Linked DNA regions of Homo sapiens: region 2 is linked to region 1. Evidence: chromatin loops called from intact Hi-C (ENCODE). Cell type or tissue: heart right ventricle. All regions are shown on one strand. Links, peaks and the distances in the headings refer to the core of each region. The heading gives the core; the rest is flanking DNA. Region 1 overlaps NRP2 (neuropilin 2). Region 2 overlaps NRP2 (neuropilin 2).

The links. Hi-C counts contacts between places; a loop is a spot of excess contacts. Peaks named below come from ENCODE experiments on the same cell type or tissue, not always from the same donor. Only the 100,000 strongest peaks of a DNase experiment are listed, where the experiment ranks them.
Region 2: a loop joins it to region 1, with 4 times the contacts of the local background. A loop is called at or near these places in 32 of 110 quality-filtered maps.

The regions. Positions count from the first base shown.
Region 1 is chr2:205,684,671-205,699,585 of GRCh38, reverse strand. It overlaps NRP2 (neuropilin 2), which reads right to left. Exons shown (of 17, transcript NM_003872.3): 2 at 1,865-2,042. Among named protein-coding and RNA genes, the nearest start is that of NRP2, 9.6 kb to the right of the region's middle. RefSeq lists enhancers at 3,288-4,122, 14,460-14,915. In heart right ventricle, for the core only: no CTCF peak of the experiment used is centred there; no DNase peak of the experiment used is centred there; H3K4me3 peaks cover 770 bases; H3K27ac peaks cover 2,257 bases; H3K27me3 peaks cover 247 bases.
Region 2 is chr2:205,745,898-205,763,068 of GRCh38, reverse strand. It overlaps NRP2 (neuropilin 2), which reads right to left. Exons shown (of 17, transcript NM_003872.3): 11 at 13,228-13,344; 12 at 10,094-10,234. Among named protein-coding and RNA genes, the nearest start is that of NRP2, 72 kb to the right of the region's middle. RefSeq lists enhancers at 9,585-10,784, 13,044-13,666, 13,667-14,290, 14,291-14,914, 15,881-16,432. In heart right ventricle, for the core only: no CTCF peak of the experiment used is centred there; a DNase peak (open chromatin) is centred at 6,858; H3K27ac peaks cover 1,699 bases.

The DNA.
Region 1 (14,915 bases), core at 10,548-13,047:
TTTCTGGCCTTTCGTCCTTCCCAACATGTTTTAAGCCATGCTTACTAGCTCCTAAGTTTTTCCTTCCAAAAGCCATGCTTTCTCCCTCTGCCACTATGAATACAACATAGGATGACCTCTTGGCAATTTCCTTGGGAGATTTGCTGTCATAAGCATAACAGAATTTGGCCCTTAGTAGAGAAAGGTGCTTAGTCAAATTTCTCTGAGCTTAGACCCAGGCTCTCTCTGTACATTATGCTTCCATTTGTGCCAACCTTCTGCAGTCCAGCCAGAGGAATCAGAGCCCAAAACACCTTATAAAGAAGCTCTTCTAACAGAAATCTTTGATAAAGTTCACTGTCAGGGAATCAGAAGCCTTGGGATGCTGAGCAAATGTATCCAGGGTACTCATGTAACTTAGACAAAGAGGAACTGATGAGTTTCCCTATGTCATCCGTTGAGTCAAGAGTGGATCTGGGATTAGAAACTTCATCTTATGACTCTTCGTCACATGAGGCATTCATCCGGGAAACCCTTTGGTTTTCAACAAAGGCTACCTCTTGTTAGGAGAAAACCATTATGTAGGTGCAAATTAGCCCTAGGGGGATAATAATGACATCAATTCACTGAGCCTCACAGTCTAGCACTAGTTAAAGAGGGGCCTTGTTTCCTCCATGAGGAAGTGCTGGCCCAGACCTGGCCTGTAGGAGTTTTGCCTTCTCCTTGGTACCTGTCCTGCCAGCTGGCCCCCTTATTAATTTTTCAGTATTTGCAATTCCTTGCTTAATAGCAAGGAATGCTTAGACAATTTATGAATCACATGGGAGCACTGAATACTTATCAGAGTAACAGCATTCCGTAGGCGCTCATTTGGGGCAGAATATGACTGTTGGCACATTCTTTTCTGCACAAAAACTCTCACTTTATTTCCAATGAGAAAAGACTTTAAGATGGAGCTCAGTAGACAGCTTAAAGCACATCTGCATTCTAGACATGCTGCCTGCTTCCCAACCTTAACTTTTAGGGACCTCGGTAGTAACATGGCATTTCTAAAGTACTCCCAAGTGTCTAAATGTCCACTTGGGAGTTCCTAAGCCACACATTTCCAGGGTGGCAGAACCAATGTTGTAAGACCAGCTGAGTCACCTTGGGTGACTGACCTAACCTCTCTGTGCTTCGGTTTTCTCTCTTTTGCAAAATGGAGATCATAATGGCACTAACTTCCCAGGGCCCACTGTGCAAAGTAAATGGATTAATATTTGTAATGCAATTAGAAGAGTGTTTGTTAAATAAATCCATGACACTGACTTTGAGACTCTACTTGTGTAGCACAGCTATCAAGAACCAATGTGAATCTTAGAACTACTTAGATTTTTTTTTTTTTTACCCTTTTTTTTTTCTATAAGAAAACCAGTTACCGCTATATAAGGTAACAGGCTGATCCTGCGTGGCTGGATGCGAGGGAAGTCTCCACTTGGGGATACAGCTACTATCTTATTAAGGAAGTGGGTGGGGTTTATACATGTAGCAGCTGTGGAAATGGGGAGATCTCCAAGTGCAAGGTAACCCAAAGTCAAGAGTAGAGTTTTGTAGTCCAGCCCCTGCCACCACATGGAAATTCTCCTCCACTACCGGCCTTTGGAGGTAGGTTAATATTCTCTACTTTTCACTCAAGAAGGCTCTTTCCACCATACTGTGGGATCAGCCACACCTTTATTTCCCTGGAAAGGGAATGCCCCTTGAGGTTTTCCTCTGGGGCCAGGATCCACCACTGGTTAGCAGCAGGTCTTGGGGTGAGGGGTGATAGAAGTGACAAGAGCAGGGGTGGGGGCAGGGCGTGTGCATCTCATGGATGGGATACACAGTGGGACAGGACGGTGCTTACTTGCAGTCGTGCTTCTCGATTTCAAAGTGAGGGTTGAAGTTGAGGACAATCTTCTGGTTGGGTTCGGGGGCGTAAACAATCCACTCGCAGTTCTGGTGGGAGGGGTAGTCCTGGGGGTAACCGGGAGAGGTGATATAGCCAGCATCTTTGGAATTCAAACGACCTCCGCACGGTGGGTCTGAAAGAGAAATCAACGACCCAAAGAACTTCAAATATGTTACAACTTTCTTCCCCCCACACTCCCTCCTTCTCTTCTGTACCAGTGTCTGATTAAAACTATTTTACAGACCTTTTATGGCAGTCCAGAAGACTAACCTACTTACTCATTCGGTGGAAGAGATTATTCCGGCTCATCCCTCCCCCTACCCACCCAACTACACACACACACACACACACACACACACACACAGATGAAAGTATTCCAGAACATGGCCATAAATATTCTCAATTACATGGTCTGTGATTAAAAAAACAAGAGGACTGCAAACTCAACATGCCTCCCTGCCTTTCCTGCCTCCCCTCCTTGGCCCATCTTCCTCTCCTCATTCAACCTCCTATCTCTATCTTTATCTCATAAATCCTTCATTTTATTCGGTGTCTCCCAGCCCAGCCCAGGCAGCCAGCAGTCAGGGCTCTGGGAACTGACAATGGTGGTTTTGTGGTGCCGACCCACAAGCGAGCCTGGTAACAATTACATGTGGTGCAGAGGAAGCACTTTCAGCTTTGGGCCAGAACAGGCCCTGGAGGGTGATTGCAGCCTTTTTAAATTTTTTTTTAAGAAAAAAAATGCAAACCCCCCAAACATTTAATTCCATATATACCACAAATTTGATTTATTATTTCATTATACACCGAATGGAAAAATCTGTATTAGAGAATCTACTGGCTCTAGCCTTGGAATTTCGACAAAGGTGCTTTGTGTTGAATGAACATCTGTTTCTTCTGCGCTGTCTGCCCACTGTCCCTCCTGCCTGGTCACCACCACCAGAGTGTGCTGCTGCTTTGTCCAGCCATAACTGGCCGTTTGCAGGAAGGGCTGGCTCCCTGTACCTGCAGTGCCTGGCTGGAGGCAGACAGCTTCATGTGGCCTGGGAGGGAAGGGAGCCACCTTCAAAGGCTCCAAAGGTGGGTGATGACATTTGAGGAATCTCATCTATTCGGGAGTAAAGTTCTGCAATCCCCAGCAGGGATTCTTGGGAAATAGGGAGTTTTGCTTAAATACCACAGTAGAACAGAAGCTGGGAAGGCACATGAGACATGGAAATATTCAGAAGCCTCTCGGAGACCTTCCTGAGATGTGTGTGTCTCTTAGCATCAATCACGATTTAATATCGCCATCTGCATGGAGCAGCATGGGCCCGTGAATTATGTATTACGACTCAGCAGCCGCCCTCCAGGATGGGTCTTTCTCCTGTGTTCACTCTTTGAGGGAACAGGTCATGCATTTTTTAACTCTACAGGTGCACTTTACTATTCCCCATGTCTGTTGGCATTACTATCTCCCAGACCTCTGCTTTAGACTACCGGCCTGACAGGCTTTAAATGCATAAAAGATGGGCACGCTGCACACGGGTGGTTGGGACACAAATCCACACAAGTAGCCTTTTCGGCATCAAGCCTCCACGAGCTCAAACTGTGCCGTATTGAACTGCCCAGAATGGAATGAATTCAGGTCCATTTCCTACTGGGTGGAAAACAAAAGCAGCCGTTTCCTCAGGCTGGTACACAGCACATCATCTTCTTACCTAATGACCCTGCACCCACCCCAGCCCATGAAGACAATGAGCTCATCCCTCCCACCCAGACCACATGAGGCCAGCCATGAGGCCCAGCTCCTCTGCAGCCAATACCCATAGGCTTTCCAGGTGCCCACACCACTCACCCATGCTGGGAACCTAATGTCATCTAGCCAGCCAAATTGAGGCCCGTTGGTCCTGGCTTATGCACATGAAATAGGGTGGAGTGGTCCTCTGAGAAGGCAGAGGTGTGAGGACATAGATCACCAGCTGCTCTTACTCAACTAGCAGAAGGGGGAATTTTCTACCGGGTCCAGCTCCTCTGCCAGATATTTTGCAGAAAACTGCAGCCCTGCCACCAACTCACCCCAAACCACACTTTTTTGCCTTGGAATTCGTCAGAGGAAACCTGAGCTGAGCTCCTGTTTAGTAACTGTTATGGTTTCCACATACTCTCCACTCTCCCTACCCACACTCTCTCCCTCCTTTCCCCATCCCTTCCTCTACTTCTCTCCAATTACTCTTGAAAGGGGAACTTTTCTCCCTCAATTCCCCACACCCCAGGTTTAAACTTTTAGTAATTAGACCAGGCACACAGATCAGCAATAAAGACAGGAAACTTCTTCGCAGGAAGGTTTAATTTCTCATCTACAGCAGAAGTGATCATTTCTTCACCACCACCACACAAAAAAATTAAACTATATATATATCCCATAGCTGATAGTCTGTACTGTCTGCTGTTAAACCAAAAGAAAAAGGAGTCATCCATTGCTTTTTTTCTATCCTTTCTTTACCTGGAGAAAATCAGGGCAGTTATTGAAGTATCAGAGAACTCATTAGAACATCTGCTTCAGTTGTGTGTTGGTAACCTTTTCAATACTTACAAATTTATAAATTCACATTCTTGTTTGGCTTGCATTCACACCCAGAAACACACACAAACATAGATATTGAACATACTTCAAGTACATATACATATCAGTAATTCACACTTTAGTCCTATACATACGTTCACACCTTCTCATAAAATATCACACATCATTTGCACAAACATATATCCACAAAGATAAATACTAGAATTTCTGTTTTTATTTTTCTTGGAGAGAACAGAATTCTTGAAACATATCAGTAAAAATTGTAAAGAAAACACACTTAATCATTCTACTTCTCCTCTTGATAACTGATCTTTCCTTTCTAGGGTTGGGGACACATCATTTCCTAAATACAAACATGTCCCAATAGAAATTAGCTAAAATTTCTTCTGAAGAGCTATACCATCCATTACTTTGTAGGTCTTTATTGTGTTCCACAATGAACTTTATACATGGTTGCTGTTCTGTTTCAGAGGAGTCAAGCTAAGCCAAAGGAGAGTTGAACTCAAGGGCAAAACCCTTAAGGCCAATCTCCATGTACAGAGGGGAAATTGACCCTGTTTGAGCTACTGAGCCCGCTGGGTGAGTTGACAAAAGACTTCATTCTGCAACTATTTTGTGAATACCTTTCACCTGGGGCAAATTCATCACCCGAAGAGAGATAGCAAAATCCAGGCTTGGACTGTTAGAGCATTTTCTCCTATACCTGGGAGGGAAGGCTGAGGGATGAGCCAGGTCAGGTCTGAGAAAGGCCCAAGGCTGAAAGGAATAAAGTGACAGCTCCAGATGTAATTGGAAATAAAGAGAACACTAAGTTCTGAAGTCACCAAGTTCTGATTTTCCTCTTATAAGTACTACTTAGGTGTTTTTATTTGAAATGTAAAATATCAGATTGTTTTAAACTCTTTCTGTCTTGCTCTTTTTCTCCTTCTTAAGTATTGTTGTTTTGCTGGTAGTCTAAGTACCATCTGCCTCTGCCTAGGGGTAACATAGCCCTGAAAAGGCAAAGGGATGTTGTACCCCTTCACTTAGGAACTCACCTTCCTACAGAACCCAATCACTTTCCTTGCGAATATTTAATTTTTAAGAAGTATTAAGAATGGGAAAAGAAGATCTTTTAAAAATCTGGTCTGCCTTCTAGAAAAATGTAGTTGGCATTGTTTTAAAGGAACACTGGATAACCTGAACTTGACAATAATATTTGCTAAATACTGAAGCCTGACTGTAGCAGATAATCTGATTACTATAGCTTACTTCACGACAGCTTGGTAAAAGACCAATCAGATCCCTCGCTTTAGTTGAACTGAAGGAAAAAGTCCTTGGCGAAACCAGGGAAACTTGGCCATTGGCTGAATGTGGGATTAGAGGGCCCAGTTGTTGTAAAAGGTGAGTCTGGGGTGATGGGACTGGGTTACCAGGAAAGGGAGGGATCGACATTAGCAGAAAGATGGGAGATGGCACCCAACTCTTAACTCACTCAATTTGACCTTTCTGGGGCTCAGCTTCACAAACTGTAATTCAAAGAATGGACTGAATTAGGTGTGTAGCTTTCAAATTTATTTGCTTTTTTTGAAGTACTTTTTTTTTTTCTTGAACAAAACTCTACCTAGACCTCCCATGTACAAAGAACATAAAAGGGAGCTCTTCTTGGATGCTGGGAGGGAGGTAGCCAGAAGCATTGTAGTGTCCAGGCCTCCTAGTTCCTGCCCTCAGCTCAGAAGGGCTTCTCTGCAAGTCCACTGGGGCTTCCTGGAACATGGTTTGAAACCCTCTAAATGGGGCATCTCCATTCCCTGTTACTTTAAAATGCTATGGAAAAGAGAAAGAGCAGATGACTAGGAGACATCTATTTCCTATGTATACCTGAGGGCACTTAGTGGAGAAAAGCAATCGGTCTCATTTCCTCTGAAAATAATATACTTTATCTACTTTATAATTTATTTCTTATCTACAGCATAATCCCACTTTGTCCCTATTTCCACAGCATTGTTTTCATTTAATTATTGGTAGCAAGGCAAAGAAGAAACTCTTTCTTCTACTTAAAAAGAAAGGAGGTTGTCACCTTGCCACTTACTCCACCAGGAAGTTTATTAGAAATAGCATTGGAGCAGGATTTAAAAGCCTAGTAATCAAGTCTAGTCTCACCACTAGCAAGCTGTGTGACCTTGGGTAAGCTAGTAGACAACTCTGAGCCTTTGTTTTCTCATCTATAGAATGAGAGGGGTGATTCTAAAGGTCAGTTCCAGTGCTAAAATCCAAAGCCCATGTAGTGAGGTGGGGAATAGATCTTATAACCCACAGATTGAGCCAAGAATTCAAAAGATTCTCTACCCTCCTAGACAATAAGACATTTACTCAAGGTGCTACCCCTGTTCTATCTGCTTGGTAAGCCTGAAACCAAACTCCAGGATTCTTCAGAAAACATGTCTGTCTTGCATTACGGAGAGTTCAAATGTCTCCTTTAATCACATCAGGTCTACTAACACGAGTTTCTTTTTGTAACTGAGTCTGTGGCTGCATATTTATAAATATTATGGATACACAGTTCTGTGTGTGAGCATGTCAACAACAGTGATGCATGAAAAGAAAAACCAAAAGGAGTTTCTTCAAATCCCTCACCCAGATCATCTAAGTCGTTGGCTCAGGGTTTTAACCAAATTTTGCTCACCAACCCGGGATAAGCTGCGTTTTAAGAATTATTTCTGTGAGCTGAGGCTGGATTTTGTTTTATTCAAAGCAACTTCAGCCTGTCACAAGACAGTCTCATAAAATCTGTATCTTGGCTTAAGCTGGGAAGAAATGAGCCAATCCATCAGCCCAGGAATGTGGCTGTTTGACCACTTCCTAAGGCAACTGGGAAGGGATGCAATCTACTCAATTTATGGAGACTGGTGGCAGTGAATGATGCACTCCTGAAGGCACAGCAAATGGAAATCCTTCTGAACTTTTGAAATGATAAAGTTCAAAATCTGAATAAAAGGGCCATCTAGGAGGGAAGGAGAGAGGGAAGCAGAGAGCAGGAGAGGAAGCCAGCATATGAGTTTGGAAATGAATAAAGAATGAAGCAAATTCCCTCTCTTAAAACACCTCCAATGAATTCACTTAGGAGAGAACTGGAAATTGGGTCTGGAAATGGGGCCTTTTGAACATCTCTCCCCTCAATCTAGATTCTAAAAATGAAGCCTCATTTAATCGGTAAAATGTAAGTTTGATGCGATTACCTCTCCTGACCTCGAATCATGCCACCTGTGTTAACCTTATTATTTGTCATCTTATATCATAAACAAATGCAATTCCAATAGGGCAGCCGATATAATGTCATTAGTTTATATTTATGTCCTCTCTTTTCCAGCCCTCATTGCAAATGCAATTTTGATGCCATTGATGAGAGATCTGGGATTACAATTCCTGACCATTTTAGGAGACATTTGGGGAAGGAAACAGAAGAATAATTTTGAGGTCTCTCCAAAAACCAAAGGAGAAAAAAAAGTAATATAATATTGTCTTCATTTATTTTGATTAACTGAAGCTTATGTTGAAACATTAATGGCTCCCCATTGGTTAGCAAGTGAAACCCAAACCTCTTTGCCTAGCAATTTGGGCCTTGAATTGAGCCCAAGCTATTATTTATAATCTTGTTTGCAATTATTTCCCACCATACATTCTAAACTGCAGCTTCTGAGTGTTCCCCAAACCAACCCAGCATCCATTTCTCTACTCACACCTTCCCCTTCCCCTGGTATGCCCTTCCCTGCTCTAAATCCCACCTACTCTCTCACTCCAGGCTGCCTCTGCCCTTTCTCCTCTCCCATACTGGGAGTGGTCTTTCTCCTCTGTGCATCTGAGAGGCTGAAGCTCTTTAGCATCTTCTGAGATGTGTGAGAGTTCTGGAGGGCCTCATCCAGTCTACTGAGCCACCAGCAACTTGAGGTCATGACTCCTTGCTGATCCATCTTTGGCAAGTCTTACAGGATCAAACCAGAACCTTTCCCAAAAGTCAGACTCATCAAGATTTGGTGAATTAACCAATTAAGAAGTGACCAAAGGAACATCAAAGGTATCACTAGATAGGACAGACTCTGAGAGTTCTATCAGAAATTATTCTGCGGCCACAGCTACTGCGCTTCCCTCCCCACCCCCAGCTGTTATTAAGTGCAAATGTTTCTTAGTGGTGAATTGAGAGTTTGAATAACTTGTCTGGGATAATAATACCTAGTCACAAGTAGGTCAAGGTAGAGTTAGTGCGAACTATGTCTCCTAGAACACCCTAAAGCAGATAATAATGATAAATTTCAAAGCACATTCACATTTTATTTTATTTTATTTTATTTTTTGAGACAGAGTCTCACTCTGTCACCCAGGCTAGAGTGCAGTGGCACAATCTCGGCCCACTGCAACCTCCGCCTCCCAAGTTTAAGCGATTTTCCTGCCTTAGCCTCCCAAGTAGCTGGGATTATAGGCGCCCACCACCATACCCAGCTATTGTGTGTGTGTGTGTGTGTGTGTGTGTGTGTGTGTGTGTGTGTGTGTGTGTATTTTTAGCAGGGATGGGGTCTTGCTATGTTGGCCAGGCTGGTCTCGAACTCCTGACCTCAGGTGATCTGCCCACCTCCTCCTCCCAAAGTGCTGGGATTACAGGCATGAGCCACCATGCTCGGCCATTTTATTTTTAATACTAGTAAAATTAATTTATCTCAGGGGTTTTGTCCCCTTCACTCCAACCCCCACACTTCCAAAGGCAACTTTAAATATTGGTTATCTGTACCACCAGGAAGATGCTGACTATTACTTCATCACTAAGCCATTTGTTGGTATTGGATTTTCTTGTGCTTGGTTTCAGCAAACCTCTCTTTACTCAACCCCCTCCTCATTTTCCTTTCTGTAGCCCCTAGAATGCCTTTGGGGAACATCTGTTTTATTTTTTCTCCTGTATCCAAACAATTATTATTAGCATTCGGTCTAGTAATTTGCAATTCCCATTATCTTCTCTGCTGAAAGACTCGCCAGAACTGGTTACTGGTTATCGCAGGATTTGTGGAGGCGGGAGCAGGGTACCACGGCCACGTGCACTCAGCTGGCCGGCAGCCTCGTGCACTCTGTGCTACCGAGAGCTTCTCTTTTGTTATTCCCAGCCCCTCCTTTTTTTCTGGATTAGATAATGACTCCTTTATGAAGACCCAGAGGGAAATGGGATTATTAAGACCCTTGCTGGGTAAAAGCTATTTTGTCTTTATGATGACTTTTTTGAGTTCAGCTGCTGAAGGGCCTTAGTGCCAGAGTAGAAGTTATTACACATTCGGGAGAGCGCCTTAAACACGGTGTTCCCTGCTGAGCACACTCTCAGTGTTGAAGGATGGAAGGGGAGGAAAAGGAAAGGAAATGAGAGATTAAAAAGAAAATAGGAGGTAAGAATACTGAAAACAGAGGAAGAAGGAGGGAAAAAATGCAAGGGAGACATAAATCTAAGATAAGAACTCAGCAGAGAATATTCTCTGAAGAAGAGCATGGCGAGAGATAATATGGTGCTTACAAAACACAGAGGTTTGGTGGTGGAAGAACTGAGAATAAGAATTATTTTTTAAATCTCATAAAAATCAACTTACCACAATGGTTATAGTGTGCTTTCTACGATCACGAGATTCCACTAACCCCACTGAAACAGTTTTAAAGATTCAGTGACTTCAGAATGGGCTTCATATGTGCCAAACAGTATTCTACATAATCTGACATAGCCCAACAACCCTATGAAGTAGGTATTGTTACCAAACACATTTACAGACAAGGAAACCGAGGCACATAGACTAAGTATCTGATCACACAGGATACTGGGATCACAGAGCCAGCAAGTGGCTGAGCTAGATTCTAAACCCAGGCAGTCTAGTTCCCATGTTTCAGAAGCTGGGAAGGCCAGGGATGATCCCCACAAAACTTCTCAGTGGCAAACCTACTTGGTAGCATTTAGGGAAAGACAAATATTTTGCCTGTTTGAAAACCCCCTTTTCTCTGCCTGTGCCAGTACTCTGTCTGTGTGAACAATGAGAGATGTGTTTGAGGCTGGGGTGTGAGTGGGCTGGAAGCACTTAACACCTTCTCCACTCCCTGTACACACAGGCACTCAGCTCCTTGTCATCCTGGCCCTCTTTCCTGTGTTCTGGAAACCCTAGGCATGGGGCCGGGGAGGGCGGGTGATGGATAGGAAGTTCAGGTCTGAAACCATGTATCACAACATCGAAGGGTTTTTTTGTTTTTTTTGTTTTGTTTTGTTTTTTTGTTTTTTGCCAACTCCTATTTCTCTCCTTTCTTCTCAATCCTACTCTTCTCTATCCTAAATGCCACATTGTTATTGTTCTACTGGATAGGAGTAGCATTTTCAGAAATGGGGGATTTATTTTTATAGCACAGCTGGTCTGCCAAAGGTCACATAATTTGGCAATGTTCCCAGTGGTTAAAAATTAATTTCTCCTTATTAATACAACCAAGGTCCCAGAGGATCGGAGCTCAGCCTTATCTAAACTTGACAGCTTCCTAAACCTTTAGAAGATGCTTTCTCCTGGAGGGCCAGCCATGATACAAGGCCACTGTGTCCTGGAATCCTACTCCACTGAATCCTGTTAGGCAATGAAACCATTAAGCCTCTGACCATTTCTCATCAAGGCAGATAAAGCTTTGAAAAATACTGTAGCTCTCCAGGACAAACTTCTGCAGCATCTTCCAGAAATGGGTTAATTAAAAAACAAAAATCAGCAAACAGCCAAGTCCTTACCTGGAAGGAACAGTACAAAGACTAACTTCTGGTGATCAATATACTTATCTGCCACTCAAGGAAGGTATCTCAAAGATTATCCAGTTGCAAGTGATGGTCAGATAATAAAATACCTCAAATATGTTAATAACACTACAAGCCATTGCCCAGATGACACTTTTCAAGTCCTTTCTTGTCAGTTCAAGAAATTAAAAAGATATTCTTCTTTTGCTCTATCTTTTAAGAAAGGAAGATCTCAGCTCAAGTTCCTAAAGTCTTTCCAAACTGGACCTTTGGAGAATATATTTGGAAACCTCTTTACCTGGCTCTTGAATTCTGTCAACTCAGAATTGTCTTACACTCAGGTCATCCTGAGTCAGTTCATTTTCCTGATTGCTTTAGGGAAGACTTGAGTGAAATGAAAAACACCAGGGTCCCCAGAATCATCTGGTCCCTGGTGTCTCTCCTCACTGACCCCAGACCCCTCCCTCACTGTCATTTGTATTCGTGCCTCACTGCATATGAATTGGCATTTGGATTCCTAGCTTTTTCTATGCCTGGAAGATAGGAACTGGCCTTTCTGCTGCAGAACGTGGACTTGATACATTCAACAGCAGGGGATCAGAGCCATTTGGTAGACAGCAGGAGTCCTGTCTGGGTAGCCTGGGTTCCAGTCACTGCAGCCTTCCAATCTTTCATTTTGCCAGTTGAGTGCTCCGTAGCTTAATGTCTGAGGGCTCTATGGGATGACATAAAACTCCAAACCTGATGTGCACTGGCGCATTCACAATTCCACCAGGCACCGCTTGGACGAGTAGGGGCCTGCCCGGGGCCCTTTGGGGAGTGCTCCTCTTGCCACTGTCTTGCACTGTGTGCTCTGCTGGCAACTGGCCACAGCTTCCCTACCTCCAGGAGCTGATCACGGGGGAAAAATGTTTACTGGGTACCCATTTAATGTGGGCATGAGACCAATCCCTAGAGCCCAGAGCAGGCCGTCTGCGTAAAATCTAGGAGTTTACAGTTTACTTGCAAATTATTATGCTCGCCAATGGCCATCTCACATTTTGGGGAGACAGGCTAAAAGAAACACTTCAAACCCTTATCCGGCGCCTAGACCGTCATTGCTTCTCTTTCAGGATTTGTCTGAACCCAGACCTGTCTCCCACAGCCAATTTACACCTCTTATCTGATCATCCAGTCCAGACGGAAGGGTGAATTGACCGAGAATCTGCGCGTGTCCATGGCAATGGCGTTAAAACCCAAGCATAGATCAAAGCTCTCCAGACGAGGAGGGGAGGGGTAGATGGTTATGGGGTCTGGGTTCTTTTGGCCCCAAGCGATGTGTCCCGGAGGTGGGGACATTAGGCCTGGGAGTTGCCACCATTTGAAGAAACCCATTGTCAGGACTTGAATGATTTTCTGAGCAAAACCCAGTCCCCCCGCAGATCATGATTAACTCTAGCAAAGGGGACGTTCGTAGTGGGCGCTGATCGGGAATGGCTAGCGCCAGGGGGCTCTCCTCTCTGTCTGAAACCGAAAGAACAGGAAGTGGAGGGAGGGGAGCCGAGCAGGGAGCACACGCCAATAAACCTGAGCGTGGATCTCCTATCTTTTAGAAGAAATTCAGCCGGAGCCGCAGAAGCCGCAACGCATATGGGCAAGATCCCCTAAAACTTGGTCTGGAAAGCTGATTCCCGAAGGTTCCCCAACCCAGATGATTCCCAGAGGGGCGACAAGTCTATTCCAAATCCCTCCCCCACCTCCAAACACTAGGGCTACCGGCGCCCGCCACCCAGCCGCTGGACGCCTGCGACCCGGTGGGAAAGACCCCCGGCACAGCCAGCCCGAGTCGAAGGGCGGGGGCAGCCCTTCAATCAGAGCGCGCCTTGCCTCCATTAACTTGTGTTGATATTAAAAAGAAATCAATCAGTGAAAATGAAGCATCGGCCGTGAACATTTCTTTTTCTCACGTGGAAAAGCAAAGAGCGAGGCGGCTGGGGAGGGGAGGCGGGAACTCGCCGGCGGCTGCAGGCAGAGGCTTCTCCAGAGACCAGCGCTGCAGCCGAGACCTAACTTTCCGGCATAGGGCAGCGTTGAAGAAATGCCGCAGGCTTTTCCCTGGGGGTGTCCTTAGGAGGAGGAGGAGGAGGAGGGCACAAGCATGGAGTAGTTGGAGGCGGCCAACTTCGCGGAGGCTTCAGCCTCGGTTTTGCTTTCGCTGGGAATATTTTTGCTTAATAGAATGTTTATGGATCGCTGGGCTCTGTTTCTGCTGCGTAGCCCAAACAAATCGATGCGGCGTTAGAGAAGGCGCTGGGGGGCGGGGAAGGGGAGGGAGGGCTAGGAGGAGAGCTGAGGGGCTATCACGTCCCCACCACGTGGATGGCCGCACGCCGCGTGCTCTTCACCTGTTCCTGCGCACCGGCGGGCGCTGGGCGCGCGGCGCTTCTAGAGGCTGTGCAAGTTGCGCGCATTCCTGGGGCTCAAGCTGGTTCCTTCCCGCCTCTCTCCGCCCTCCTCTCCGAAATCCCACCCCAGTTTCCTCTCACCTAGTTGGGCCAGCGCTTGGATTCCCAAGCCAGCCGGCCTCGGCCTCCCGCCACTCAAAGCCGTCTCTCTAGGGGTCGCGGCGAGCCTGCCGCGCAGAGCGGAGCGCAGGGGACTGGCGGGGGCGCCCGGGGCAGGGAGGGAGGCAGGCTAGCGGCTGCACTGCGGTCTGGCGAGGCGGCGCAGTGAGGAGAGGGGCAGCCTGGTGCGCGTCGCCCATGCGGCCTCCCAGCCACGCGCCAGCCCAAGGTGCCGCGCGCCGCGACCGCCGTGTTATTTGCTCAGTTGCTCCCCCGCGCGCACCTTCTGCCCCATCTTGCTCCTTCCCAGAATTGGTTCTCGTCGCCGGCGGCGGCGGCTGAACCAGGCCCCCTTCCCGGCCGGCGCACACCGGGTGAGTCAGAGGTATGTGGCTTGGCCTCGCCCTGGCCACCCGCTGCCGGCTCCCAGGGTGCCAGTGCTTTGCTCCGCCTGAAAGCCTGAGCAGCTCACGGCTTGAGATCGCATTTTGGGGAGCTGGAGGTCCCTGGCAGGTCCCAGCTTCGAATCCCACCCTGAGATCCCACCCCGGGTCCGAGGTTGCCCCGAACTCCGCGCCTCTGGGCTTCTCTGGAAGTGACGCAGCACTGCTGGGGATTGGGATGGGAGGGGGTTCTGCAGAGAGCGCGGCAGGCAGGTGGCAGAGCGGGAGTGGGTCCAAGCGGGTGTCGCGCACACACGTACACACACTCCAAGCAGCGCTCGGGGACAGATGTGCGAACATCTGGGGTAGGAGATGGCCCCTGAGTCTTCACGACCCCTCCCGCTCCGCACAGCACACGGAACCTGAAGTTGCATGTGTGTGCGCGCCAGTGTGAGTGCCAGTGTGTGCGCGCTCGCGCGCTGGGGCCTACTGGAGTCCGTGTCTGAATACATAATATACTGTGGGCATCCTCACGGCGCGCGCGCGTGTGCACACACACACAGCGAATCACACAAACATACATAATTTACGCAGCATCCAGGTCTGTGAGTGGTAATTTAATTCCGCTTCAAGCTGGGAATTTAGAAATAAGGCAAGGGGGAACGGCGGAGGCCCAGAAAATCTCCCCAAGTGGGACCCCCACCCATCCCTTTGGCAGGATTTGCAGCTGCCCTGAAGACCACTTATGGCA
Region 2 (17,171 bases), core at 5,815-8,314, 68 kb before region 1:
AAACAGAACAGAGGGTGGGAGCTGAAAGGGATGATTCAGGGAGGCTTGAACTTGGCCTTTCTGAGACAGCCAGGCACATATGGCTCCAGTGATAAAGGTGCTGTCATTATCATTAACAAAGGCTGTGTGTTTAGCAGAGAATATATGTGTTCTGGGAAATTAAGGGTTTACCAATCCAAATGTTTGGAGAATGGCCTTTTTGGCTGATTAGTTTCAAATTCATCAGACACTCATGTGGAAGACCGAGTTCTTGTTGCTGTTGGCAGACTACGTGCCTTGCAGAACACAGGTGTGACCTGCACCTTCAAATCCAACTTGTACAGGACCATTCTGGCCACTTGTACAGAGAACAAGGTGGCATTTGGTGAGGAAATCTCAGTACCTCTTTTTGGCCCTGAAACATAGGGGCGTCTTAGGCTGAATACTTCTGCAAGATGGCAGGGCCACTTTTCTACCACATATGCAGCATGGAATGTGGGCACGTCAGATGCCTTAGGATCATGTTAGTGTGAGGTCATGTTAACCTGGGACAGATGCACAGAGCTTTCTTACTCCACAGGGACTGTGAATATCCTGGACTTGTCAGGGTAGATGGGCTAGGATTCTAGAGCCTAGAATCAATGCAATACTCCCTGGACCACTGCTTTGCTGTTGTTAATCCTGCTGACCTCAACTTTCTAGGTGAGAGCTGAGCCTGTGCTGGACCTCCCATCAGTGGCCCAGAAACAGCTCTTTCCTTCTTGACTCCCCAGCTGCCTCACCTACCTCCCTGCTCCCCTAAGCTCCTTCCTGTTTAGGCTCTCTGGGATTAGTGCTTCAGAAGCTATGCTTCCCTGAAGTCAAATGAGACCAGTTTAGTATGCGTATATGGGATTCCAGTTTGTGCCTCTTCAACCATCCAAAGCCACATCTGTCTACATACCCTACAAGGTGTGACCTCTGCAAGGCCAAAATCAGCACAGATAACTAAAAGGCAGCTGTCTACAGAAGAGAATTAATAATGGTGTCTGCTGAGGGAGGATACACTGATGCCAAATCAGACCCTCAAAGATCTTCTAAACCTATGCTTCCCCTATCAGATCTTACTATTACTGCTGTTAATGATAATAATTAAAGCTCATTCTTGCATAATGCTTTACAGGTTACAAGCACATTTACATGCAATATTTCATGTCATCCTTTCTATATCCTTGTGAGATAGGACTTACTAACCTTACTTTGCACATGATGAAGAAACTGCTCAGAAAGGTTAAAGTGATTTGTCCAAGGTAGAGAGGCAACTTCAATGGCAGAGCCGAGACCCCTGACTGCAGGTTTTCCACCTTCATGCAATAAGTTCTTTATTTCAGCTGCTCTGCAGGTAGCTTGCCCCAAGTCCTTGCAATCAATCACACTCTGTTTGAGGCAAACTGGCTTCCCCACTGGGCCCGTTGCTGCTTTTTCTCCTCTTAGCTGTAATTCTCCACTCCCTGAACCACTCCATCTACCCCGTCCCTTTGGCTAGTTCTTCTCCTAACTATTCTGGCACATGCAACATTAATCCGCTTCTTTTCTCAACAACTCTAGCATTTACTGACTGTACTGCTGATTTTATGTTTTTAAAAGGACTTCAGGCAGGCCATTTTCCATGGATTTCAGCAGGTAATCACTCACTGCCTGGCATTATAATTTAACTGGTTTTTTCATGTCTTTTTTATCACCCCAGTTATATTGTAAATGCTGGTCTTACAAATAATAAGGTTTAACATTGCTTCTTCTCTCTACCCCTAGATAGTGCTATATATATGCCACTCCTCAAGAAAATTTTGTTTCTATGAATGAATGGATGAATGGAGAATGATAAATACACGGTTAAAGAATGATATGAGGCTATACATTGGAAATGAGGACAGGAGAATCAGCTAGCTTCTCATAATCCCTTAGATATAATCCCTTCACAATTCCCTCTACCCTCCCAAGCCAACAGCCACTTTCAAAGGTGAGGTGCACCAGTAATGACAAGGTGGCTTGTGGAAGCACCCAGTGTACCGAGACACCAGTGAGAACCCTTTAAATGCTCCCACGCTTCCGGTAATTTCCAAGCCCTTACTGTTGCCACCTCATATATAAAGGAAACCAGATTTTAGAGATTTATTATTCAGCCTTCTTCCTTCACAGTTTCACAAATAAGACCCACTTGCTGCCTGAAAATTGTTTGGCAGAGATACTGTCACTTGTGTGAATTTACATTCTTAAGCGGCAGGGAAATCATGGCATCATGGTTAGAATTTGGTAAGTGAAATGTGTGTGGAAGTGTGAAGAACTGGGCTGAATGGATTGTATCTGGGTCTGTTCTACTTACCCTTCCTGTTACTGAAACTCCAGGCACAGCCAGGCCAAAGGTTTCACAGTCTGCCCCTTCCAGTGACCCACCCCACCAGGTAGCCCCTTCCCCTCTTCTCTCCTTTCTCCTTCTCTCCCATCTCCCTCTCACGATAAAATGACAATCTCTATGCATGATTTAGGGGAACATTGCAAGACCAGGGAGTTAATGCTAGTGACATGCTTAGCACAAGCAGCTGAAGGATCATAATTCAGTGCTGACATCTGAGCTAATCCACTAGTCTGCAGAATCTCCAGACGAGCAGGCCTCTGGATTTCACTTCGTTAAATCATTTGTGCCCCACTTGTCTGTTAAGTGCTATGAGCTCCAGGGAAGAAAGATGATATGTAAATTTAAGGAATTAGCAGTAGACATCAGTCAGAGAGATGCTGAGCTGCAAAGCGCCTGTCACTGACAGAGGCCTGATTAGAACCAGGGACATCATGAAGGAATGACTCAGACCAGGAAAAGCCCAAGGAAGGGAGAAGAAGAGCAGGGGGAAAGGAATGAACACATTGAACACCTGCTGCCTGTGCGCGATCACACGGGAGGCTTTACCTGCCTCCCCTGATGTCACCTTCCCTGTGAAATCTAGCTCTGCAAAATAAATACCATCTTCTCCATTTTCACCAAAAAGAAACTGAGGCTCAGAGAATTGGAGTGACGTAGGATTTGAATCCTCATTGGACTCAGTAAACCTGCCACAGCATAGCTTCTCATCTGGATTGGACTCCCAGCCTAACTCACTAAGCTTTTAAAGCCTCAGTCTTTCCATCTGTAAAATGGATACAAAGACAGTCTTACTGCATAGAGTTGGGGGAAGAGTAAATGGAATGAGCCATGTAAAGTGCTTTGCACAGTAACAAGGACACATTAAGAGCTCAGGAAAAGTTGTTACTATTAATATCACTCTACACACTCCCTCCTATGCTTGCCTTTATTTTACTAGGAAACAAAAAGGATAGAAAGACCACCAATAACCCAGGAAGGCCAATCCAAGACTCAAAAAGAAGTATGTTTGGCATGAGGGCAGTAAAGATGTTCTCTGGACAAAGACTGGTTCCCCTTATCTGCTCTTTCTCCAGAAACCAGCCGGCCCCAAGTTTTCCATCACCACAGGTCTTTTGTGTTGCTTCACAGTAGATGAAATAAAATATTACATGATCCTGGAACAAGAGTGGGACCTCAAGTGATCTTAGGGCAGGCCAGTCCTGCCTCCCGGAGGAACCGTGCCAAAAGCATCCAAGAACAGCTGTCCACCCTTTGCTTTAAATTCTCCAGAGAAGGAGTTTCCATAGGCCACGTCTGTAGTGTGTTTTCTAGGTTACAACCCTAACCATCAGAAACTTCTTAAATTCAGTTTAAAGTTTTCCTGCTGTCATTTAGAGACATTTCCTCCTTCTACCCCTGATGGAGCATAGCCAATTTCTGTTTTCCAACTTAGAGACATTTTCACTTGTGAAGAATTAAGACTCGTAGTCTTTGCTTCCCTAGGAACCCTTGCCCCTTCAAATGTCTACTTCCTAGGGCATGGTTCAAATGTCTACTTTCTAGGGCAGTGTTGGTTTTCCACTGACCCTTCTTCCAAGCTATTATAAATGCTTCAGCTCTTTTAAGTCATGGCACCCACACATAGATATTGAGATCAAACACGTGCTGCAACTGAAGTTTGTTCTTCTGGAATCTCCCGATTTATGGCCCACCACTGTCAGACACAGAAGATGTTCTAGGTATACAGTGGCTACTGATTACTTGGACCGTCAAAAGAGCTGGTATGGTGGGGGCGGGGGGCTACTTTTTTATTTACTTGAACCTTGAGGTAAAGCCCTTTGGATTGTCAAGAGGTCGCCTGAACGTGACAACTGACCAGCTAAGAACCAGCCCTGCCTGTTCTTGTAGCTGATGGCTATGATGCCGGCAATGGACAGCTTCCAAGAAAAAGACAATGGAAAGGAAATATGTTCCATTGCTGAAAGAGATTGAAGAAATAATGTCCCAGAGATACAATTCCTCTCCTCCTGGACCTGACATACTTGGGAGGCATTTCGCTGGGTCCTTGACCCAAAACATCTGTTGTTGCCAATGATACAGGGAAAACAATCGCCTGGGAATGAACAACAGGAGTTCAAAAGGGTGAAGAGGAAGTACAGAGGACAGGGCCATTCAGCATTTTAACCTGCTGCTGTCTCTGGAAAGGTCTCTTGATATTTCACCTGGCGATTTACGGCCGCATCTGGCTTCAGCTGCTTAAGTGTCATGTGAACACGTGACTGCGACTGGCCCAACAGCAATGGAATCAGTTGTGTCTACACCTCACCAAACCCTGAAATAAATCACCAGCTTGATCCTCCTGGCTATCACAAAGCCAAACACACCATCTGTCCAACACGCACATCTCCTGGCTAGCATCTTGCCCTCCTACTAGAACGACCATCTGAAAGAATATTTAGTGCTGTAGGAGATGTAGTCTCTTTGCATAGTCCATGCTTAAAACATGAGTCAGCCCTCAGCTGGCCTTCCAAGGTCTGCCTATCTCTGCTAAGGTCCTCAAATTAGCAACCAGTTAAGGGAAACACTGACTTTGGATAAACTTAGCAAGATGTTCTCAAGGTTTACAATAGACCATTTTGTGGACATGAAGGTTTCAGTCCTAGCCCTTGCAGGAATCTACCCAGAGCTGTTTTTTCACTCTGCCGGCTTTCATGAAGGTTTTGCCATTGAGGCTGTCTTGTCATTCTGCCCCTTCGTTATCAATCCACACACTGCTGGGGGACTCAACCAATCATGATTTGCAGGAAAAAAAAAAAAAGGGTAAAGAAAGCTTCTTCCTGCTGTTATTTTTTTCTGCAAAGCCTGGGATGTTTTTCTACCTTCCTTAAAGAAGGGCCTCTATCCTTTTCTTTTCCAGTTGAAATTATTCCTTGACTATTGGCTTTCTTTTAGCCAAGCTGCTCCTGATCTTTAATTATCTATCATGGTCCAGAGCCCAGGAAGTTCTGTCTCTGGATTTGCAGTGTCTGTGCCCCAGCCAAGCCACAGCAACCTCTTTCTGAAGACAGTTCAATCTAACAGCAATTCAATGGATTGTTTGCTGCCATCGGTCCCACCTGATCTTTTGAACTCAGAGTTGCTTTTCAATTCAGTCACCACTTGCTCACTGTCTAAAATCAAGCCCATTATGAGTAAATTCACTCATCAGTTATTTCCTCTGATTTCTCTGCAACCATCCACTCACCATACCCATCCACACTTCACTTAATCTTCTTGTGTGCGCCTCCACCGTGAATCATGGCTAAGGTCTCCCACTCTAACGGAATTCATTCAATGGCTCAGTCTGCATCAAAATAGCCCCAGTGAGGTGTTAACAATCTTACTTCTTACATTTGAAGGAATAGCCAGCCACTGTTTGTAAAATTTGGGTATTTTATAACATTAAGATTCTCGACTTACTCCCATTTGAGCTTGTTTTTGAGCCTAGAGTAAAGGTTCTGTTCCCTCAATCCCATAGGCTTTGACCAGGCAGTCAAAGCTCTGTTCAATATCAGCTTCGCTTGTTTTCTTTCTATCACTTTCATGATTGAAAGTCATTGAAGTAATACTGTAATCAGATTTCACAAGGCCAACCCACGAATAAAAGAGCACAGATTTAGGGGGAACACACACTGGAGGATTCTGAAGCTGACCTGGCCTAGTACCCTTTACCTCATCTTCTTTGTCTCATTCCTGACAATAAAAATGACACAACAATCACAATGATGATGATTATTGACCTTACTTAGTATTAATATTTACTTACAATGCTCTTTTTGATTAATCGCAATAGTTCCTACACCATCTAATGCCATGTTACTTGCTTACTTTACTGTAGTTATCTAGTGAGGGAGAATGAGACAGCTATAAAGATACCAGCCACTGAACACTCCATCAAGGGATCCCACAGAAGACACATCCCTCCATTACTTGCTTCTTGGTTCATACCAAAACCAGGGAACTAAAGAATCATCAAGGGCCCCTGGTGGTTGCTCTCATGTGAGTGTCCAAAGCACTGGAGCAGTGTTGTCCAATACATTCTGTGATGATGCCGTGTATACAGTGACGTGCCCTGTCTATGCACTGACCAATACAGTGTAGCTACTGTGCCCTTGGAATGTGGCTGGTGGGACAGCAGAACCGAAGTTTTGGCTGTAATCATTTTAATTAATTAAAATAAAATTGCCACACATGGCTCATGGCTACAATATTCAATGCTGCAGCTTTAGATACCTGCCCGCCCTATGAGTTTTTGTCTCGGTTCTTAAAGGCTGGGCTTTGATCATTCTCAAAACTCTGTCTATGTTCAAAGCACCTGAGAATGTAGGAAACATGCCATCTCCTAGTAAGGGGGTGCTTCCTATGTCATTGTCACTACAGAGGAAAGCCAAAGTGGCCTCTTAGAGAACACTGAGTGTTCCTCCGCAGCTAGCAGGGGTCACTGAATTTGGAACAGGGTCCCCAGAGGCTGGTGTGAACACACTCCAGGCAGCTAAGCCACAAGCAAAGAGCTAAAAACAGAAATTCTGACTGGCTTGAAAGACTATCTTGAAAAACAAAAACAGTGGAATGAAACCAGTGGGTGCTTTTCAGCCTTAGGCAACCACTGGCCAAAAAGAACAGAACTAATTGCTTACTTAAAAGGAAAAGGAAAGGAAAAAAAAAGAAAGAAAATATGAGAAAATAATGAAATCAGAAAATATCCGAGGAATGTAAGCAGTTTCCACATAGGGCCCGTGTTGGGTACTTCAACACGGCTAGCTCCTCTCCCATCCACCTTTCTCTTCACCCTGACGCCCCTCACACTTGACAGAGACACCTCCTTTCTTAAATTTCATTACTTCTGTTTGCCTATCTCATCAGGGGATGAAGCATATGGCACACGCTCGTGAAGAGTGGGACGGTCCCCTCTGTGGATGGCAAAGTGTGGCACACAACAGGCTTTCAGGCTGACTCTGTGGGCGCCAGCCGCTCTGAACCCATTAGCAGTTGCTCTGCCCCCAACCAAGCCAGCTGCTTCCCTTCTCCCCAATCCCCTCAGGGCCTCCCCCTCCTTTTTTTTTTTTCCCTATGGAGAAGAAGTAAGGACCACCCTGAACAGAAAGGGCTTTCTCTCCTCTCCTGCTTAAAGCCCAATATCAAGCTCTGTAGGGAGAAGGAAAATGGGAAATACAGAGAACGGTTCATAAAGTCATCAGAGGATAGAGGGAAGGGCTCTGAGAACAATATTATGATTTTGTTTCCTGGAGGCAGGTTATAAGTGCCACTTTCCCAAACTTCGGGATTCCTCTGGAATAGGAAAATAATTACTTTCCCTTTCAATATCTTAAGGGAGGAACAACATTAGATTTAGCAGTTCCTTATGGCCGTAATTTTCTCTCTGTCCCCATCCATTCAGCCAAAGGTTGGAATTCTGCCCACTTTGTGAGCTTGCTCTGAAAAGCCCTCCCAAACCACAGGGTATAATGAATCAACTGGAAGGAGGACAAAGACTAGAATTCCCAACCAGTAGCAAAGGTCAACCATAGGGGCTTTCGGGTGAAGGCCAGGACTGGACGAGGAGGAGGCGGTGGTGAACGGGTGAAGAAACAGAGGTCCAGGCCAGGGTCAAAGGGAGGTCACTTAAGCTCCCCTGGAGCTGTGACTCAGTAATTGGTGGCCTTGTGGCCTGGGTAGGGCTGCCCTCAGACACTCCCAGAGAAAATATGCTTAGAAGAGTCAAGGGAGGAGGCCAGAATCATTAGAATGAACCTGAGGACAGACACTGAATAAGAGCCAGCCAACCTCCCCAGCCTGCAGAGGACCCCGGCTATATCCTTTTATTCCAAGCGCCTCTGCTGAGGTACATACCACACAGACACACACACACACCCATGCACAGAAACCACAAACACACTCATGCACACACACATTAACACTAGAATACCCACACCTACACAGACCCCACAAACCTTCTTTACATTCAGATAAAACATGGGGGTTGGGAACAACCATGAATTAATTGGATGCAGTCTCAAAGGAGTGGAAATGAAATGAAAAATCCAGGCTGGGTTATAAAAATAAGTATTTTTTCCCAACGTGCAGGAGGCTCATTATATTAATTAAACATTATTGCAGTGAACAGAGAAGGGAGGGTGATTAAGGCTGGACTGGGGTAAGTGTTCTCTTCTTTTGCCTGAGGCTGTGGTGATCTTCAGATATTAATCTCTCTGAGCACTCAAATGCTGAAGAGATAAACACTTGAAATATGAAAATGTTTTTCTCCGGATCAGGCACTGTGACCCTCCAGGGAAGCAAGTGTGGACTGTGTCAGGAGGCCAGCTCCAAGTGTTCTCCTAGCATCTGTCCCACTGCCCCCACCGGGAAGAAGGGACACGCCAGTGCTTGGGGTGAGAAGCAGTTCTAAGGAAGCCTGCAGAAGGGAAGGTCCCTTTCCCTCTTTTATTTTCTAGCCTTTTCCTATTGTACCCTGGCAAACTGATCTACTAAATTTCCGGAATTCACCCCTCTCCTCTCCAGTGCTTATGGAGGTCTCAGGTCCAGGCCAGAAGTACAGGAGAATTCAAAGTCACTCAGTGCTGTGCTAGATCCAAGGTGTACCAGCTTGTGAGAGCTGCTTGTCAAGTGTTTTGCAAGCCAGTTGTTAAATGTATTCATTAGTAAAAATTAAATTATATAAAGCTATAATTCAATAAATTGTATTAAAAAACAAAGGTAACAAATCCTCAAAACTCAACACTTGCTAGTTATCTTAATACATTTTATCAGTAGCTATACTTCTGGAGTCATTTCTGTCTACTGTATTTGCACAATGGAAAAAAAAACTATATAATGCTCTCTTACTGACTTCTCAACTCCATCTCCATTGATGTTGTGTTGGTAGCTTAAGCTCAGCTATGGTAAGGGTATTTACACCACTGAAAGTGACAAACGTTAAAAAGCAGTTTATTTTTTAATCCCTAAAAAGCCTATTGTTAAACATTTACCATCATACTGCTGTGAAAGCACGTAACAGCAGAGATAGCAGACAACTCTTGCTACCTGTTTAGAAGGGATAGAGGCAACCCCTTCTTGTCAGCAGTGCCAGGAGAAGCTTCTGAAATCTGGCTTTCTGAAACTAAAATGGTGGGCTTAACAATGTATCCAGGACTTACAGCAATACTCTTCTAGAGGCCAAGTGCCAGGCAGCTCTGCTAGATACCCATGGGTGTGGCAGCATTTTGGTCCCTCAAATTGACTTGGTGTAGAAGCAGTGGCACCCTCAGAGACGTATAAATCAAACTCAAGGCCAGTCATCTCCCAATGAGCCATTTTAGGAACAGTACCCAGCTCGAAGTTGACAAGGGGCTCTGTGATAATAGCAGTGGGTGCTGGCTATGGGAACAAGAGGACACTGACTCGTGCCCCATCTCCTAGGGCCTCCCAATTGTCCCTTTTTTCTTTCTCCTCTTTCTTCTATCTTGGCTTCCGCTTCTCCCTCCCAGCTTCCAGGCTGTGCTGTAATCACAAGAGAGGCTGGGAACCACCAACTGGCTATTCTTTGAGGTGACGTCTTGAGCAAAGACTGTGGTGGTTTGTGGGCAAAGAATAGAGGATTGCTGTGCGGTGGGAAGTTATGAAGCTTGTAAGGGAATCTGGGGTTGAAGTATGTGGAACAAGCTGGCCTTAACTCTTTCATATCTTCACTCACAGCTGGCTTACCTGGAAACGTCCGGTCGTTTGGGCTGGAGCTGCTGGCCCAGGTGGTCCGGAGCCACTTGGCATGGTCATACATCCAACCACAGGGCTCCTCGAGGAAATCGAAGTTGCAATTGAATCCCGAAGGGAGCTGCAAATCTTTGTCTAAAAGGGGAAAACAATAACCCAAAGGAAGGCAAATGAAATGGGTTCAGAGAACAGCCACAGTGGTACTATTTAAATGGCTGGCAAGGCCTGAGTGGAGAGCAGAGAAAGAAGTGGCTTCCTTTGCTTATTCATTTAACTCATCTTGGCGATCGCTGGCTTTCGGGTCAGGCTTTGGTCTCATCCTTCCCAGGCATGAAAGCCAAGTCTGCCAGTGGTTCCCATAGTAAGCAATTATGAATGAGGCTACCAAATGGCTTCAGGCTCTAATCAGCCTCTTCTGTCCACCTCGGAGAGCAGACAAATGTGAAAATTGCTGTTCCCTAAATGCCAGAGAAGAATGTCTCCCCAGTGCCCTGGTGGAAGGCTGGCTCCCAAAAAAAGTATTATCTCATCTCCTGCCAACCTGGCTCTCAGAGGAGATGGGGCAGCCCATTAGCATCCAGAGAGACTGAAATCCCTGGGAGGTTCTGCCCAGTGAGGAGAAAGTGACCTCAGAAACAAGGAAGGCTTGTTTGCTACACTTCACCTCTTTGTGATCCGTCTCTATTTCTGAAGACTGGGACAGTCCAGCATCTCCATGGGGAGGTATGCCCGGTGGGAAATTTGGCATGGTAAGAGCAAATCGAAGGGACCAGACCAGCCAGCTTCTCAGCTCAGTGCTGGCCAGGAGGAAAAATAATTTCCCATCATGCTGAATCCCTGGAGGCTGCGACCCCGGGAGGTAGAGAATGCTTTCCCTATGGGAATCCAGGAACTAATGACACAGTGGTGTCCTGTCTGCTTTGATGGTTCACCTGCCTGAGCCTGAAGACAGAACCAAGAGAGTTTCTTCTGAGGTTCCACCCAGCTCCAAAAATCCAGTATGAGCTAATGCCAAATATGTGACTAAGTGGGGGTGGTGTGGACGTGGGGAAAGAGGAAATGGGAACCCAGATTTGGTTGTTTGCCGGCAGTGCCTGCGGAGACAGTGGAAAAATGTTGGCTAATGTTGGTAGCAGGGAGAAAGTGGGGTCTCTGCCCTTCTCACTTCCCTTCCCAGGGTTCTTAGAGAGGAATTTCCCTGGGGAAGGCTTAGAATGCAGGTTAGGAAGTCTAAAGGGAGCCACGGACTGGTAGAAACAAATTACTCACCCTAGGGGTGAGGAGGGCTCACCTCATGGGGGGCAGGGCACTGCTGGCGTCAGAGGGAGGAGGAAGATTGCCACCAGGCCCTGTAAATGCCTTCCCTTTCCAGGACAGGATATTTAATGTTTGCCCACCCTTGGCCAAAGTCAGCTTGAGTTTAGAAGAGACACATGGAATCTATTACAGAAGCATCAACCTGTGGCTTGGAAAAGTCAGCCCTTAGCCTTTACCACCCCTTCTCCTGACAATTTCTGAATTTCTATTTTTCTCTTCAAAAATACGAAGTAATTCAATATAGCATAAATCCTCTGTAATGTTTACATGTATACTGTATCTCAGGAACCAAATTCTACAAAAAAAACTTTTGCAAAAAGAAAAGGGAGGAACCATCAAAGAAACCTCAAATGAAACAAACCACTAGAAACGGGAAAATCATATTAAAAATAAACTTCTGAAATTTTGCAGCAGAACCCTTAATTTTTCCTTTGATTGTCATTTAGCTAGAACCCCCACTCCAGGTCCCCCAACAAGCTAACTCTGTAAATCCAATATCGTATGTTAACTCCCTATGCATTCCACTTTTGGCTCTCAAACTATCTGAAACATGTCTTGGAAGATTCTCCAAGTCTCCTTCTTCTCTCCATAAAACAAAAACAAGTTCATTAAAATGTCAGAATTCTGTATTCAACTAACCCCGACCAACAGTGTCCCCCACCCACACAATAATATGAAAGCACAATCCCCAAAGCATATGCATTAAATTATTGCTTTTTCAGTCACATAACTTCAGCATTTATTCTTGGCTTTCCTCCCATTCTTCTTTGTAGCCATTTTCTGGAGTCATCCACTCCATCAGTGTAGTTCCTCTAACTGTCAAACGGCTGTGCTTGCAGGTTCCACAGATTTTGCCATCTACCTATATCTTTATGTCTCCATCACTTCTCTAGTCTCTTTGCCAATCTTCCCTCATTTTGTTTAATGAACATTTAATAATGATCAGTAATTTACTGTAAGTTGAGGCTGTCAAGCTTAACATTCTAGCCAAAATGCCAGGTGTTCCAAAATTTGTGGTTTCTTATAAATGTCCTCATACTTGGTGACTTTAGCAGTATGATTTAAAATGTGACTGACTTTTGGATTCTGCCAATTATTGTTTTTATCTAACTTGGATATACTCCGAAGATAAATGAAAAGAATTTCCCATGTGATGGGACCCATCCAGAAATGCGGAGCCCCTGAGTTTTGAGGGAACGGTTGAAGATGCCTTTTTACATTTCCGCCTTTGTCTCTGATCTGCACTCCAGTTATAGAGGATACAGTGCACTATCTTATAGAATCATCACTGTTATACTTTCTCAAATTGGTGGCGGTGAAAGACACAGGGAAACACAATTAAGTCACAGGTAACTGCTGGATTAACCCAACTATCGCGCTCCATCACCCAGATGACTGCCGTATCTTCACTTCGCTGTAGCATACACACACAGCTTAACAGGAAAAACTATCAGAGCTGTGAATTCTAAGGATAAGAATGGTTCTCCTTTAGCAGACAAGCAAGATAGTGAGGGCTCAACAAATGAGACTCCTCAAAAGAGGAGTTCTCTTTGGAGTCATCCTTGTCTCACCTGATGTCTAGTGGGTTCACACCAGTAGGGCTGTACTGGTTGTTACACTATCCAAATGCTTCTACATTGGTTGTAAACAGCCACTGCCCCAAACCCCTAAGTGCCCCCACCTCTCTTACCACTTCTTTGAGATCCCCTGGATCTCTGATCTGGGGGACCACTAGGTCCCTGTCCAGCCACAGGCCAGCTCCCACTCTGACTAGTCCGCACCCATGCCATCTGGAGGCAATTTGTGCTTACCATCCTCAAAGCTGCAGTTCTCCCCACACTCTGTGGCCTCCTCTTCGGTGGGGTAGGGGGTGGTTGTCTCTTCGCTCTTCACAGTGGGTCCCAGCGTCTCTACCGTGGGCTTGGAGTCTGTGTAAGGGCAAAGGAAGATAAGAGAATGCTGTAGCAGCCTGTGTTGCAACCCAGCAGGAGGAAGATGCCAAACATCTCTAGAGAAGGGAAAGAAGATGCACACATGTGCACGGAACTCTGAAGTCATGTCTGTGTGCTGTCAACGAAGTCAGGGGCATCACCATAGTAGAATGAGAATGGTCCTGGGTTGCAGAACCAGCAGTGACAGAGGTAGGGACACAAACCCACATTCTTTACTCCACAGCAGAGGCCCCGAGTTTAGCACAAAAGGCCACGAGACAATAATGGAGGGGGCTACAGGCGACGCTGACTCCAAGGAAGGACCAAAGCACACTCTGGCTCATGTTTGCACAAAACTGGATGGACGGGAATATGGATTTAAAGAGGCTCAGACCCTACATGGTGAAAGTGATTTGGGGCTATGTCTTTAGGTCAGGGTGTGGCAAGTTCAAGTGTTTCCTGGATCCAAACACCTACTGTAAGTGAGGAAAGCAGACGTGGTTGTGAGGGCAGGGGAAGGTTGGAGAGAGAGGAGGTGGTGAAAGCTGGGATCTTACATGCCTGGTTTAAAGGTGGCCTCCATGACTGGCTCCAGCAGACTGGGGCCTGGAGGGGAGGTGGCCCAGTGTGGCCAGGCCAGGTCTTCCAAATCTTTCCCCCTTTCCTTCCCCCAACAAGAAAGCAAAAATCCCTAAGTAAAATCTCCAGACTCTACATGTTGGCAACTTATTAAAAATGTTATACTAAGTAGCACACAATGAACCCTGGCTAGGCCAAACCTGGCTGCAGGCAGGGGGTTTTGACCTCAGCTCTAGGTGATTCATTCACCTATTCATTTGCTTATTTGCTCATGCCCGTCATTCATTCAGCAACTATTGAGGGAGTGAATGGAGCTATGAGTCAGGCCCTGGGTGGGGTGAAAGGGGTTCTGGAAACTGGTGCTCAAGTCCATGTGTTTTGGGGTGGTGTCTTCATCCCAGAGCTGTCCTCCAACAGGATGCCAGTGCCTTGTCCCTCTCATTTCTATACATGCTCCTTTGCACTACTGTATGTGATTAGGCGCCTTTGTCAGGCACCCTTCAGGATACCATTTAATAAAGCCAGGAGCTGGAGGAAATTGCTAAATACGCTGAATAGCTTTTTCACGGTCGGCTTCCCACCTTTCTGCTATTAAATACTACGCACATAACCTTTCATACTTCCCTTTGCTGTGTCTGCCTTTTGCTCACAGTAAATAGCAAATAACCTCGAAGTGTCCTAATTTGTAAGTTCAAGTTTGTCACTGTGTCATAGAAACTCGATTGTAAAGCAAACTATGGGGCAGTAAGGCAAAACATAATTATTTGAAACACAAACCAACTAACAGGTGAAGCAGCCCTGTCAAAGTATTTAGCTGCAGCAGCTCAGCCCAGCCCATTATTTTTCCTGTTATCCTTTGGGATAGGGATGAAGAAGTGAACCGAAGATGAGTGTGAGAAACAGATGGAAATTCGAAAAGCAAACATAGCCACGTGACCTATGGAGAACAGTTTCTGGAAATGTTAGGTAGCAAAATGGGTCAGCTGATTGGTGTAAAGAATGTTAAACCCAGGGGCCAATGAGGCACCGGAGGGCAGGGCGTGTAAATGAAAGTGGAGGAACGGCGGGCACCGAGGCCTCGGTGTTTATACTGTTTGTACTATGTTTGTACTGGGTGCTCCAAGGTAACTGCCCATCAAACAGCAACGCTACCCCTGAAATTGAAACCAGATGTCAGAGACTTCAAAGGAAAGGAGGCTGGGCAGAGGGGAACGCTCCTCAACTCTGATCTTCCAAGGAATGGCCAGGCAGGGCTTTGAAATAAGAAACCTGTCACTGACCATCACCAGTGTAATTTGGGGCATGTTGGGATTGGGGAGCAATGAAGGAAAGAGGTCATTAGCAACTGTCCCACTGGCCAGACTGGGAGGGCATGGCACTGAAGGGCAAGGGATGGGGGGAAGAATGAGGTGGACTTCATCCAGCTGAGTGACCTCTGGCAAGTGACTTCTACCTTCTGGGGCTGTTTCCTTGTCTATGAAAGAGGAATTGGCCCAGGTCTGTGATATTTCCCAAACCACGCATCACTCTCATCATTGGGTTGTGGAATCCGTCGAATAGGTCATGACCAGCTTTTAAAACATACCGACTATAATATTTTGGAGTGCACTTCCATGGTTAAGATGACCATTGCTTTGGGAACCTTTTGTTTCAGTTACAGTTATTTATCATAACAGGTTTGCTGGGTGCAGGCAGTAGTCTAAGTATTTCACATCCATTCATTCATTTAATCCTCACAATGACCCTATGGGGTAGACAGACTATTGTCCTCTCCATTTTTCAGCTAAGATAACCAAGGCGCTGAGAGACTAACTTTTCTGAGGTTATGCAGCCAGCCAATGGCAGGGGCAGGACTTGAACTTGGCAATCTGTCTCCAGAGTCCAAGCACTTACCCATACACTGTACCCCGTATACACCACTGTGTGTGAGTGCTTATAAGTGAAGCGGGTTGTGAAGGAAAATTATTTTAAATTGTGTATCATGGGCAGAAGTGTGTGAAAGCCACTGGCTTACAAGCTCCTGGATCCCCTACAGCGCTGAGCCCCTGATTCCAGGGCACATAAATGAAGCCAGCTTGTATCGGGGGGAGGTTTTCTGCACCTGTGAGAGGACGGGTGACACACGTTTAGCAGGCTGCAGGGAACTTTGGCCTCATCCCCAGGTAATGGGGAGTTAAGTGTCTTCCTATGAAGATGTGTTCGCTGGGGCTGCCTTCAATTCAAAAGTGAGGAGGCTAATTTGGGCCCAATTCCCAGCCCGTGTGCCTCAACAGGGCTCCTCTGCGCTGCTGTAGCCAGCATACAGGCAGCATTTTTCTCCCTGGGAGCCAAAAGCACTTCTCCGACATGCCCTTATTAATCCCTCATGCCATCCTGCCGGCTGAGCCCGTGACAGGTACGGCACAGACAGGAAAATGGGGATACCTGGGGCTCTGGCGGAGGAGGGCAGGATAGCTCAGGCTGGTGGCTGCTCCTGCTGGCATCAGGCTCAGTCCCTGAGCCCCAGTGGCTCCCACAAACTCCTTTTGGCAGGCAGTGAGTGAGCTCTGGGTAAGATCTGGTGCCAGCTCTGCTGAGGGAGGAGGGCTGGCGACCCAAGGAAAGGAAGGTAGGGCCTGACTCAGAAGGGCAGGGCCCTCCCTCGGAAACCAGGAAGGCTGGGCACCCTCCGTGGGCCTCACCCTCATTTGGAATGATGAGAGGTGTTCCCCAAGGCCTGGGCCACCTGGCAGGAATGAGCAGGACAATGAGAAGGAGTCCTGCCCCCATCAGCTCCCTGCAACAGGGTCCCTCCTGAGCAAATAAATGCCTTTTACAGATGTGGCTCCGAAATGAAAATGAAGTCTCTTAGCCACTGACATCTGGAGGCCAGATTCAGACATAAACCGATTACTTTATTATCATGAGGGGTTTTTTTCTTCCCTAAATCAACAGCCACAGCCCTCTGGCCTGAAGAGCCAGGGTCTAATTGAATTTGGGTGGGTGGTGTGTGGTTATGATTTGTTTTTGAGAGACTCGGGTTGGAGAACTGAAATGATCCCTTAAAAAAGACAAAGTACATCCCTTGAGAAACTGTCCCAAGTCCAGAGGCTGCAGTACCCGTGGTCTGAGGCAGGAGAACATGGCAGGGGTCTGCAGCATTTCCAGCTCCTGGGATGGCTGCCCCCTCCACAGCCCTCCCAGGGCCTCGTGGGATGCCAGGGTCAGAGGACCATGTGGGTGAGATGCAAAGAGGAGGAAATGTC